Regions from separate parts of the Homo sapiens genome. Here region 2 is linked to region 1. Evidence: read pairs that join two places in POLR2A ChIA-PET (ENCODE). Cell type or tissue: GM12878. All regions are shown on one strand. Links, peaks and the distances in the headings refer to the core of each region. The heading gives the core; the rest is flanking DNA. Region 1 has its middle 18 kb from the start of IFI6. Region 2 has its middle 9.5 kb from the start of THEMIS2.

Evidence for each region. Peaks named below come from ENCODE experiments on the same cell type or tissue, not always from the same donor. Only the 100,000 strongest peaks of a DNase experiment are listed, where the experiment ranks them.
Region 2: POLR2A ChIA-PET joins it to region 1 with 7 read pairs; 1 of 35 experiments calls an interaction of 5 or more read pairs at or near these places.

What each region holds. Positions count from the first base shown.
Region 1 is chr1:27,687,162-27,692,538 of GRCh38, reverse strand. It overlaps the pseudogene CHMP1AP1. Among named protein-coding and RNA genes, the nearest start is that of IFI6, 18 kb to the right of the region's middle. In GM12878, for the core only: no CTCF peak of the experiment used is centred there; DNase peaks (open chromatin) are centred at 2,628 and 2,978; H3K4me3 peaks cover 1,111 bases; H3K27ac peaks cover 1,270 bases.
Region 2 is chr1:27,860,320-27,865,696 of GRCh38, reverse strand. No RefSeq gene overlaps it. Among named protein-coding and RNA genes, the nearest start is that of THEMIS2, 9.5 kb to the left of the region's middle. RefSeq lists enhancers at 1,940-2,049, 2,390-2,469, 2,490-2,549. In GM12878, for the core only: no CTCF peak of the experiment used is centred there; DNase peaks (open chromatin) are centred at 1,196 and 2,386; H3K4me3 peaks cover 524 bases; H3K27ac peaks cover 1,735 bases.

The DNA of each region.
Region 1 (5,377 bases), core at 196-5,195:
GAAACCCCTCTGATTCTGATAAGACATATTCTACACTATCAGTAATAATTATAATTGTTATATAAAATTGTTGTATGCCACAGAAGTAACCCAAATTCCTAGTTAATTGTGTCTAACTGTGGCTGCCCTAAGACTTTGTCATCCACAGACAATTGTTGTCTTGTTTTGATCCTCTTTAAAGGGTGGTTTATAATCAGCTATAGGACTGACAAGTACTCTTAAATGCAGCTCTCTGATAACTTTGGAAAGTGTGCCATTAAAATAAAGAGAAGGAACTTATAAGACTTTCTTGGAAAACTAATGTAATTATAAATATCAAGCAAAACAGGAATCAATTGCATAGACTAAACTAATAGAACACCAAAATAATCTTTTTCTGATGTTTTACTTAAAATGTTGCTCATCCTTTCTGTTTGGTTTTTCAGAGTCAAGAAAACTTTTCTTTTGAGCTATCAACAGTTTTTAACAATTGAATAAAGCATACCCCTATGAGCAAAATTTTCAGCATATTTCTTTCTCACTACTTGATTTTACCAGAATTTGGAAACTATTTGTGAGTATTCTTAACTTATGGCACTATAGTTAAGTTATTTGCATAAGTGCAATAAGAATCTGTTTTGTTTTATAACAGGACACAGTTGGAGACACTGATTATTTTACCAAGGCTTTGACTGGGATGGTGTGCTTTCAGATACAGACAGCTTTAAAGAATGAAAGCCGACTAACAGAGTCAAAAAAAAAAAATGCCCCTTGAGAAAACTAGCCTTATACCCTGTCTATGCAATCCCTGTACAGGGTTCCTGATCTGTAGTAAGTAAAGAATGTCACTTTCTGACAAGCCCAGGAACCCCAAATTATCTTGAGAACTGGAAAGGAATTCACCCAACTCATACAGGTATTTTCAGGAATAGACAGATAAATTCTTGGCTGGGCTCAAGGCTTTAAAAAGTCTAATCTAAGATTACTTATGGAATAAAGTTCCATCAAAGCCAATTTTAAAAGGAGCCTGCATGGCAAATAATTAATCTTACTGCACTTTATATAAATAATCAGGACAAGTATAATAAGACTAAAGCTTATTTTGCAAACAAATCAGTCCTACCTTGACTTGTCTTCAATGAAAATGGGGACTGGAGAGAAAAAAATTATGTTTCAAAAACTTTTGTACATCTGTTATTAGATTCTAATCTCATCTTTGTTTTTGCGGGTTTTTTTTGAAATTTAGACTGACTCTACTTATTCCTGTAAATCAACCAGTGATCTCTGGCTGCTGCTCAAAAGAAAAGAGGGAAATAGGTAATGTAAAAATCTAGATCAGTATTCTAATTCTGGTCATGTATTGGAATCAGCTAGTGATCCCCTAACAACTTGGTTCCAACAATAGTCAAGTTCATGAAAAGCCTTCTTATTCAGTCTACTGGGATAATTTTACTTATTTCCTTTACCACTGTGGAATATATTGCTGTTGTACTATTTTGTAGAAACGCAAAATAAGGCTACTCAACATTTTCTTAAATTGAACATTTATTATCTTTCACATAGCACCTTTTGTCAGAACAGAAGGTGATATCTGGAAGAGTTATGAATGGCCTTCACCATAACTGACTGAGCTCTTCTCTACCCTGAATACAAAAGACCCTAATAATTAGGCAAAAATATTATCTCCCCTATTCAGCCTGAAGACGTTACAGAGGATAGATCTACAACCCTCTACAACCCTTAGGCTTAAGAGTCCCCTCGTAAAAGGGAGGGGGGAAATATGTCAGAGGTGTTCCAAGAAGAGCAATTCCATCTTGAACAGGGGCTAGATGAAATAAGGGTGGGACCTGCTGGGCTGCTTTCCCACGAGGTTTGGCATTCTTAGTCACAGGATGAGAGAGGAGGTCAATACAAGATACGGGTCACAAAGACCCCACTGATCCCACTGGTAAAACAGGATGCAGTAAAGAAGCTGGCCAAAACCTGCCAAAACCAAGATGGCAACGAAAGTGACCTCTGGTTGTCCTCACTGTTCATTATATGTTAATTATAATGCATTAGCATGCTAAAAGACACTCCCACCAGTGCCATAACAGTTTACAAATGCCTTGTCAGCATCTGGAAGTTACCCTCTATGGTCTAAAAGGAAGAGGAACCCTTAGTTCTGGGAAATCCCCACCCCTTTCCCAGAAAACGAATGAATACCTCACCCCTTGTTTAGCATATCATCAAGAAATAACCATAAAAATAGCCACCCAGTGGCCCTCAGGGAGTAGCCATTCTTTTGTTTCTTCTTAACAAACTTGCTTTCACTTTACTCTGTGGACTTGCCCCAAATTCTTTCTTGCATAAGATCCAACAAGAACCCTCTCAGGGTCTGGATCGGGACCCCTTTCTGATAACACTATCTCAGAGTAGGTAGTGTCTGAATTGAATCAGAGGACACTCAACTGGTGACTGCTGCTTGGTGTGTGGGGAAATCCTCACATACAAATTTGGTCACAAAAGTCTTCTGTGTTGATTGTTGTTGTTAAGTGAGATAATAGAACAGGCACACTGAGTGTTGTTTCCCCCCACCCTGGCAGAGTTGGTGTCACGGAAGTGAGATTTGCTAGAATGGCCTGGGCTGATGGAAAGTTGTGGTTTGGGAAGAGAAAGGATGAAAGAGTGCTGGGTGAGGAACTTTTGATCCCTGAGTAGCCATGTGGTCACCCATGGTTTAGAGCCGCAGCTGTGCTGTGCTCAGTTACTGAAGATAAAAGTTATGAATGGAATTTAGAGACAGAACCAACTCCTGGAGAGTTGATTCACTGGATGCATAAGGAAATGCAAACTAATAAGCAAAAAGAAAAACATTCTTGTTTACTGTTAACTATAATAGCTAAAATGAAATTGAAAGAGAGTGCTGTGTCAGACCTTGGTGCTAAACCAAGTTCAGATTTCAGTGAGTCTGAGCTTCAGCCACTAGCCTCCAAACTGATCCCCAAGGGAAAACTTACGCAGGGAAACAGAAAATAACTGAGAACTGGGTTACCAAGAGGACAGTCAATGTAGGGGAAGGGCAAAACCAAGTCACTATAGACTAGAGGGTACGATGTGAAGGAATTATTCCATTTTGTAGATTACTATCTTCAGCTTCCTGAGGAATCATTACTAAGATGGATTGCAAGAGTAACTAGATTTCAAGTGCTGCAGAATGGAAGAGCATGTTGAGGTTGATGCAGGATCCACAGCACACTACAGAACAATTGCAGGTAGCTATACATGACCCACACACAAACAGGAGGTTATTCCTGAGGGAACAGCCAGCCCAGTAGATTGGATAAAAGCCACTGTAAAATTTGTTTACCCTGAGAAGGGAGACTCTCCTGAAGGAGCTCAAAGAACTTCACCCAAAAATATGGCTCCCTTTGGTATAATGAGTATTTTAAATTTTTAATTAAAGGCCTTTCGAGATCCACAGCCACTAGAAGAGACTTCTCCCACTATCTATATAAAGACTGGATGGACTCTCCAAGAACAATTGTTTTTCCTTCCGCTCCCTGTTATTTCATTATCTATTACAGAAAAGAAGACCGAGAATGTAAGCACATTCTTAAACAGACCCATTCACAAGATAATATCTCTTTCAGGCTTATTTACTTCCAAGAGAACCATTTACAAGTTTGTTGTTGTCGTGGTCGTTGTTGTTTTTGAGATAGGGTGTCTCTCTGTTGTGCAGGCTGGAGTGCAGTGGTGCATTCATAGCTCACTGTAACCTCAAACTCCCGGATTTAAGGGGAGCCTCCTGACTACGGGTATGCACCACCAAGCCCAGCAAATTTTAAAAGTTTTTGTACAGATAGGGTCTCACTGTGTTGCCCAGGCTGGTCTTGAACTCCTAGCCTCAAGCAGTCCTCCTGCTTTGACTTCCCAAAGTGTCAAAATTACAGGTGTGAGCCACTATGCCCAGCCCGTTTATAAATTAATCTCTATTCCTCCGCCCCCACCCATTCATTCTCCCTAGTAATCATTTATTGTCCCTCAACAGAATTACCTATATTCCCTATCTCCCCCATCCCCTCTGAAATAAAGCTATAGAAGTATTTGGGCCTCATTGGGATGTTGGGTAAGCACTCTGTGATTTTTCCCTCATGTACACATTAATAAATTTGTATGACATTTCTCTATTAATCTGCATTTTGTGGGTTGAATGTACAGTGATCCTTGAGAGGGCAAAGGAGAAGTTTTTCCCTTGGCCCCTACATTCCCTATAAATGTCAAATGGAACACCCCAGATGAAGCAGTTGATAGGTTTCATATGCAAGCCATGTGGAGCTGGCTTTACAATGACCAGGCATTCACCCGCTAAGGATGCCTGTATATGGCAGATGCAGCTGACAGCCATAACTTAACTGAAGCGTACCCTGAGAATGATCCTAGGGTCTAAGAAGAATGTGTGTTCGGAGTCCTGAGCTAAGGAATCCGGGAGTGGCCAACCCAGAGTTTCACTCCTTATCTATGAAGGACATCTGAGCCCCTGGCTCATTCCTTGGAACACAGGCCATACAGGGGATGGAGTCCCTTTTTGTGGATTAACTGGAGGTTGCTGGGTAGAGGTTGCTAGGTGGAAGGTGCTAAGTGAAAATGCTGTATCAACTGCATGCGTTTCATAAAACGCATGCCCTGTTTCATAAATGCATGCTCCTGTCCAGCCCACCACCACTGGACCATCCCTGTGTGTAAGTTCCCCTCAGTAAACCCTAAGTCTCATTCACTGGTTCCGGCCTCTAGGACACAGTGCCATCCCTATTGGAGTCAACAGGAGTCCTGCATGACAATGCCTATTACCCGGGTCATGATAAATGCTGTGGTTCAGGCAGCCTCTTTTGCATGGGCACCTCATGTAACCTTACTACTGCAAAACTGAGCTATAGTCAGAGAAGCCTTATCAAATTTGCTACCTCAGCTTCCCCTCCTGGGTCTTACGGATGGTAATGAAAACATTAAGGCAACTAACAAGAGAATAGGTAATGGGAGAGGGGAGAATCAAAGGATTTCTCCCACGAAGGCAAACATTTTTAAATGGTTATTAAGAAATAAGGCAAGAGCCACTGGCACCTGATGCCTCCCGGAGTTCATGTCCCTTCTGCCTTTCCAAGGGGTGCTTCTGTCAGACTGGCCAGGGGACAATACCCTGTTCCAGTTGAAATTTATGGTGAAGCAGCTGGAGAAACCAGACAAGAAGGCAGAAAAGCACTCCTACGCCAACCAGGCCAAAGTGAAGAAGTCCCTTCAGCAGAAAAATGTAGAGTGCACCCGTGTGTACACCAAGAACACCATCTGCAAGGAGAACAGCAGCGTGAACTGGCTCTACATGGCATCCGCCTGGACACAGTGGCCCCCGAGGTGCAGACAG
Region 2 (5,377 bases), core at 256-5,255, 170 kb before region 1:
ATGAGCCCGGGGGGCGGAGCTTGCAGTGAGCCAAGATCAAGCCACTGCACTCCAGTCTGGGCAACAGAGCGAGACTCCGTCTCAAAAAAAAAAAAAAAAAAAAAAGATTAAGGGCACATTTCTCAAGGTCTCCTGAGGACTGTGTCATGAATTTTTTTTTAACTGTTAAGATGGCAATTTTTTTTTTTTTGAGACAGTCTTGCTCTGTCACCCAGGCTGGAGTGCAGTGATGCGATCTCGGCTCACTGCTACCTCTGCCTCCCGTGTTCAAGCAATCCTCCTGCCTCAGCCACCTGAGTAGCTGGGATTACAGGTACCCGCCACTATGCCCAGCTACTTTGTGTATTTCTAGTAGAGACGGGGTCTTGCCATGTTGGCCAGGCTGGTCTTGAATTCCTAACCTCAGGTGATCTGCCTGCCTCGGCCTCCCAAAGTGCTGGGATTACAGGGGTGAACCACCACACCCGGCCAAGATGGTTAATTTTATGTTACGTGTATTTTACCACATTTTTTTTTAAAGACTGCTTCTAACCCTAAACCCAAAGTGTAGCATTGTTTATTCTTCAGCAGTGGTCTGGCTGGTATTGAGTTCCCGGTTGAAACAATGTTCCCCGCAAATTTGGAAGCATTGGTTCCATGGTTTTGCAGTCCTTTTTTTTTTTTTTGGAGACGGAGTTTTACTGTTGTTGCCCAGGCTGGAGTGCAGTGGTACTATCTCCGCTCACCACCACCTCCGCCTCCCGGATTCAAGCAATTCTACTGCCTCAGCCTCCCGAGTAGCTGGGATTACAGGCATGCACCACCACACCTGGCTAATTTTGTATTTCTAGTAGAGACGGGGTTTCTCCATGTTGGTCAGGCTGGTCTTGAACTCCTGACCTCAGGTGATCCGCTTGCCTCAGTCTCCGAAAATGCTGAGATTACAGGTATGAGCCACCACGCCCGGCCCAGAGTTGAATCTTCACACATGCAGAGGCAATGGGAAGGCCTGGGACTCTGGGAAGGGGAGCTGTAACTGGCTGGCTCATTAAGTTCACAGCAACCCTGAAATGCGGGTTTATCTGGTTCTTTCCATTTTATATATAGGAAAAAACTGCACCTAGAGAGGTTAAACTGTGTGCCCGAAGTCCCCCAGCCAGGAAAAGACTGAACCAGGGTTTAGTCAGGGTGGAACCCCACACCCACAGTGCTCCTCAGAAGAGGAAGGCCTGGGGAAGTTCCCTTTCTCATGGGGCCTCTGGAGCCCTCCCCATACGAACTCCCTGCTTGTATCTCCTTGCTGCTCTTACTTGCCCTAAGGGTTTGAGAATTTTGTTGAAACATGACTTCAGTTTGGTGGCCCCACTGTGTCACTGGGTTCAAGGTTGAGGCCATGTGGGTAGCACAGATGAAGGGACAGCCTCTGGATTTTGGTTGCTCCTTCTAGCTGGGAGGAAGAGGAGGGTGTCTTAGTCTGTTTCCTGTTACTGTAATAGAATGCTGCTGACTGGATAATTTACAAAGAAAATAAATTTATTTCTGGCCAGGCACGGTGGCTCATGCCTGTAATCCCAGCACTTTAAGAGGCCAAGGCGGGTGGATCACCTGAGGTCAGGAGTTCGAGACCAGCCTGGCCAACATGGTGAAACCCCGTCGCTACCAAAAATACACAAATTAGCTGGGTGTGATGGCTTATGCCTGTAATCCCAGCTACTCGGAAGGCTGAGGCAGGAGAATCGCTTGAACCCAGGAGGCAGAGGTTGTAGTGAGCTGAGATTGTGCCATTGCACTCCAGCCTGGGCAACAAGAGTGAAACTCTGTCTCCAAAAAAAAAAAAAAAAATTATTTCTTACAGTTTTGGAGGCTGGGAAGTCCAAGGCTGAGGGGCTGCAGCTTGTGAGGACCTTCTCACTGCATCATAACATGGCAGAGGGCATCACATGGTGAGAGGGAAGAGCCTGTCAACTCAGGCGTCTCTTCCTCTTCTTGTAAAGCCACCAGGGTGACCATGGGGGCCCCACCCTGATGACCTGATCTAATCCTAAATACCTCCCAAAGGCTCCACTTCCAAATGCCATCAACATAAGAATTTGGGGATTAAGTTTCCAACACCTGAAATTTGGAGGACACATTCAAACCACAGCAGAGGGTAATAATACCTGCCCACCTAATGGGGCAGGATCCAAGGACCTGGAGAGGAAAGGAAGAAGGAGCTTCTTAATGCATTTCAATTCAACTCTGTCCATGCTGCTGGCCTGCTGTTTAGGGCACATTGTGGGGTTGCCAGGAAACAGTGGTGAGTGTCCTCCCAGCACTCACACAGGCAGGACATAGGGTGTGAGGATTGCTCAAGCAGATCTTCTTTCCACAGCTTGAGGACTAGGGAAGCATGCCCAGAGGAAGTCATGGGTGAGTCAAGGGTGAGTGGGACACAGAGCGAGAGGGAAGAACAGAGGAGAGCATACTGGGGAACTGAAAGAGATTTCGAGTAGGAGGCAGAGAGCAGCCAGGCATGCGGGACCCCAGAGGCCTCAGTAAGGAGTTTGCTCTTTGGGGAAGAGTTCTTGATTGATTCAAATGAGTGATGTGGTGTGAACTGCATTAGGTGTGAAGATGGCTTGGCAGGGCAGGGAGGGGCAGTTAGGAGGCTGGTGAGGTTGCTCAGAGGAGAGGATGGAAACCCAGCCTGGAAGGCTGAGAAGAGAGGCAGGTAGGAGGCAGAATGGAGTGAGGGGCGAAGCCCGTGGGGTCTAGGTGAAGGGGCTCATCTCTCCTGTCTGGGCAAGGTGCTTCTCGCTCTGCTCAGGGTCCAAGGTGGGGGTTGTTGAGGGGCCATGTGCGGGGAAAGGAGCCCAGCAGGCTATGCTGGACTTGCTTGCAGCCCTGCTGGGACCATGTGAACTGCGACATGCCTCAGGCCCAGTCCTGAGCCTTACCAGAATAACTAGGGCCTGAGTCCCAGGTCCATGCTGTCATCCCCTCCAGGTGGGTGCTGGGTTCCAGAGGGGCTACTGCTGCAGCCATCTGTGCGGGGGGCCTCCTCCCTGCTTTCTAAGGAAGCCTGGAGCAGTCAGTTTAGAGGTCTCTCTCCAAGGGAGTGATTCCAGCCACTGGGGGCTGCAGGGGCCAGTGGAGACCTAGAGACCGCCCAGAGGACAGAGAGAGGAGGAGAGGTGGGGAGTGGGCCACCCTCTGCCCTTCCCTGAAACCCTGCCACCTGAGCCCCCTCTTCTTACAGTTTTGTAAGTAGAAGTCCTCAGAATCATCCTCCCCGATGTGGGGGATGTGGCCTCACCCTGTCCCGCTTCCAAGCCTGTGTCCAGGCCAGTCTTGAGCTCCAGGTGTGCACACATCTGCCCTGATTTCTACGGCATAAAGGGCCTCAATCTCAGCACCTTCCCCATAACCTGCCCCTCTCCTGTGTTCCCCTCCACAGTGAATGACACCTCTAAACCCTGGATGCCCAGCCAGAGTCCCCAGAGGCACCTTGGGTCTTCTTCCTTCTCCCTAGACTCTCCAGCGTGGTCCAGGCCACATTGTCTTGCCCTGAGACCATCTCACTGCTAGTCTTCCCACCTCCAGCCTCACCTCCCCGGGACTGTCCCCTCCCTCCCATCTGCTCTTCCTTAAAAAAAAAATTTCATCCTCACATTGTGGTGGCACTAAATACAATTTGCACAAATTCTTCCACAAATATCAAATTAATATGATTTTCCTCTCTGATCTCCTTGCACAACATATTGGAAATTACAATTATTATTAAAACAAAAAATACCTATATATTTATTTATTTGTATATTTATTTATTTAGAGACTGGGTTATTAGACTGGTTAATTTTTGTATTTTTGGTAGAGATGGGTTTTGCCAGGTTGCCCAGGCTGGTCTCGAACTCCTGGATTCAAGCGATCCTCCTGCCTCGACCTCCCAAAGTGCTGGGATACAGGTGTGAGCCACAATGTCCGGCCCCTCTGCTCTTCCTAAATGCAGCTCTGACATATCACCTCCTGCTTCAACACTTCCAGGACTCCCCATGGCCCTCAGGTGAAGTCTGAGCTCCTGATGACGTGGTCTTTCGTGTCCTGGCCTCTGACAACATTCCAGCCTCATCGCTTGCCTTCCTTTTCCAGAACATTCTCTCCGGCCACATCAAAGCACTTGCATTTCCTCAATCCTGAAACACCTCCTCGCTTCCCCAGCCTTTTGCACATGGCTGGAATACTCCTCCCACTCTTTCTTATTTATTTTTTGTATTTTTAGTAGAGGCGGGGTTTCACCATGTTGGCCAGGCTGGTCTTGAATTTCTGACCTCAAGTGATCCACCCACCTCGGCCTCCCAAAGTGCTGGGATACAGGTGTGAGCCACTGCGCCCGGCCTCTCCTCCCAACTCTTGTGCTTGGATAACCTTTATTTATCCCTCAGATCCCAGCCCTGACAGCCCTTTTCCAGCGAAGCCTTCTGGTGGCCAGGCTGGTTAGGCGCTTCCTTGGTTTGCTCCTGTCCCAACATCGATTCATTCATTCAACAAATTTTTATGGCGTGCCAGCGATGTGCTAGGCTGTTCCAGCCATTTTGAATACACTGGGAATCAAAACAGACAACAGCCCCTGCCCCTAGTGGAGCTTACACTCAAGTGAGGGGAGGGGAAAGGCAGACCATAAACAATATGCAGTCAATAAGTAAACGATACCACCGTAGGGTGGTGTGTGGTAGAGGGGATGGTGCTGTGGGAACAGTGGAGCAAGTGGGAGGTCGGGGATAAGGGGTTGGGAGTGAGGAGGGTTGGCCTCATTGAGATGTTAGCCTTGGGGCCAAGACGTTGTCAATGCCCTCCAGCCACAGACTCCCAGGAACAGAGGGGCATCTGAGTAAGTTGGGTTCGTGACTATGTGCTATCATAGGGATAGCACATGCCATGGGAAACTGTGGGGCAACTCAGTAAGCTGTGTTAGAAAGGACTTACAGGATTTGGGTTAGATGACTTTTGAGTGCTTAAGAAAGCAGGGCTTCGGGCTGGGCATGGTGGCTCACGCCTGTAATCCCAGCACTTTGGGACGTTGAGGAGGGTGGATCACTTGAGGTCAGAAGTTCAAGACCAGCCTGGCCAACATGGTAAAACACCGTCTCTAATAAAAATACAAAAAGTAGCTAGGCATGGGGGTGCGTGCCTGTAATCCCAGCTACTCTAGAGGCTGAGGCAAGAGAACTACTAGAACCTGAGAGGTGGAGGTTGCAGTGGGCTGAGATCATGCCACTGTACTTCAGCCTGGGTGACAGTGAGACTCCATCTCAAAGAAAGAAAAAAGAAAGCAGGGCTTCACTCTGGATTGGATGCTGTGCAGAAGCAAGGGTATTTCTATGGCTGAGGACATTAATACATTTTATCTAGAGGGAGGCAA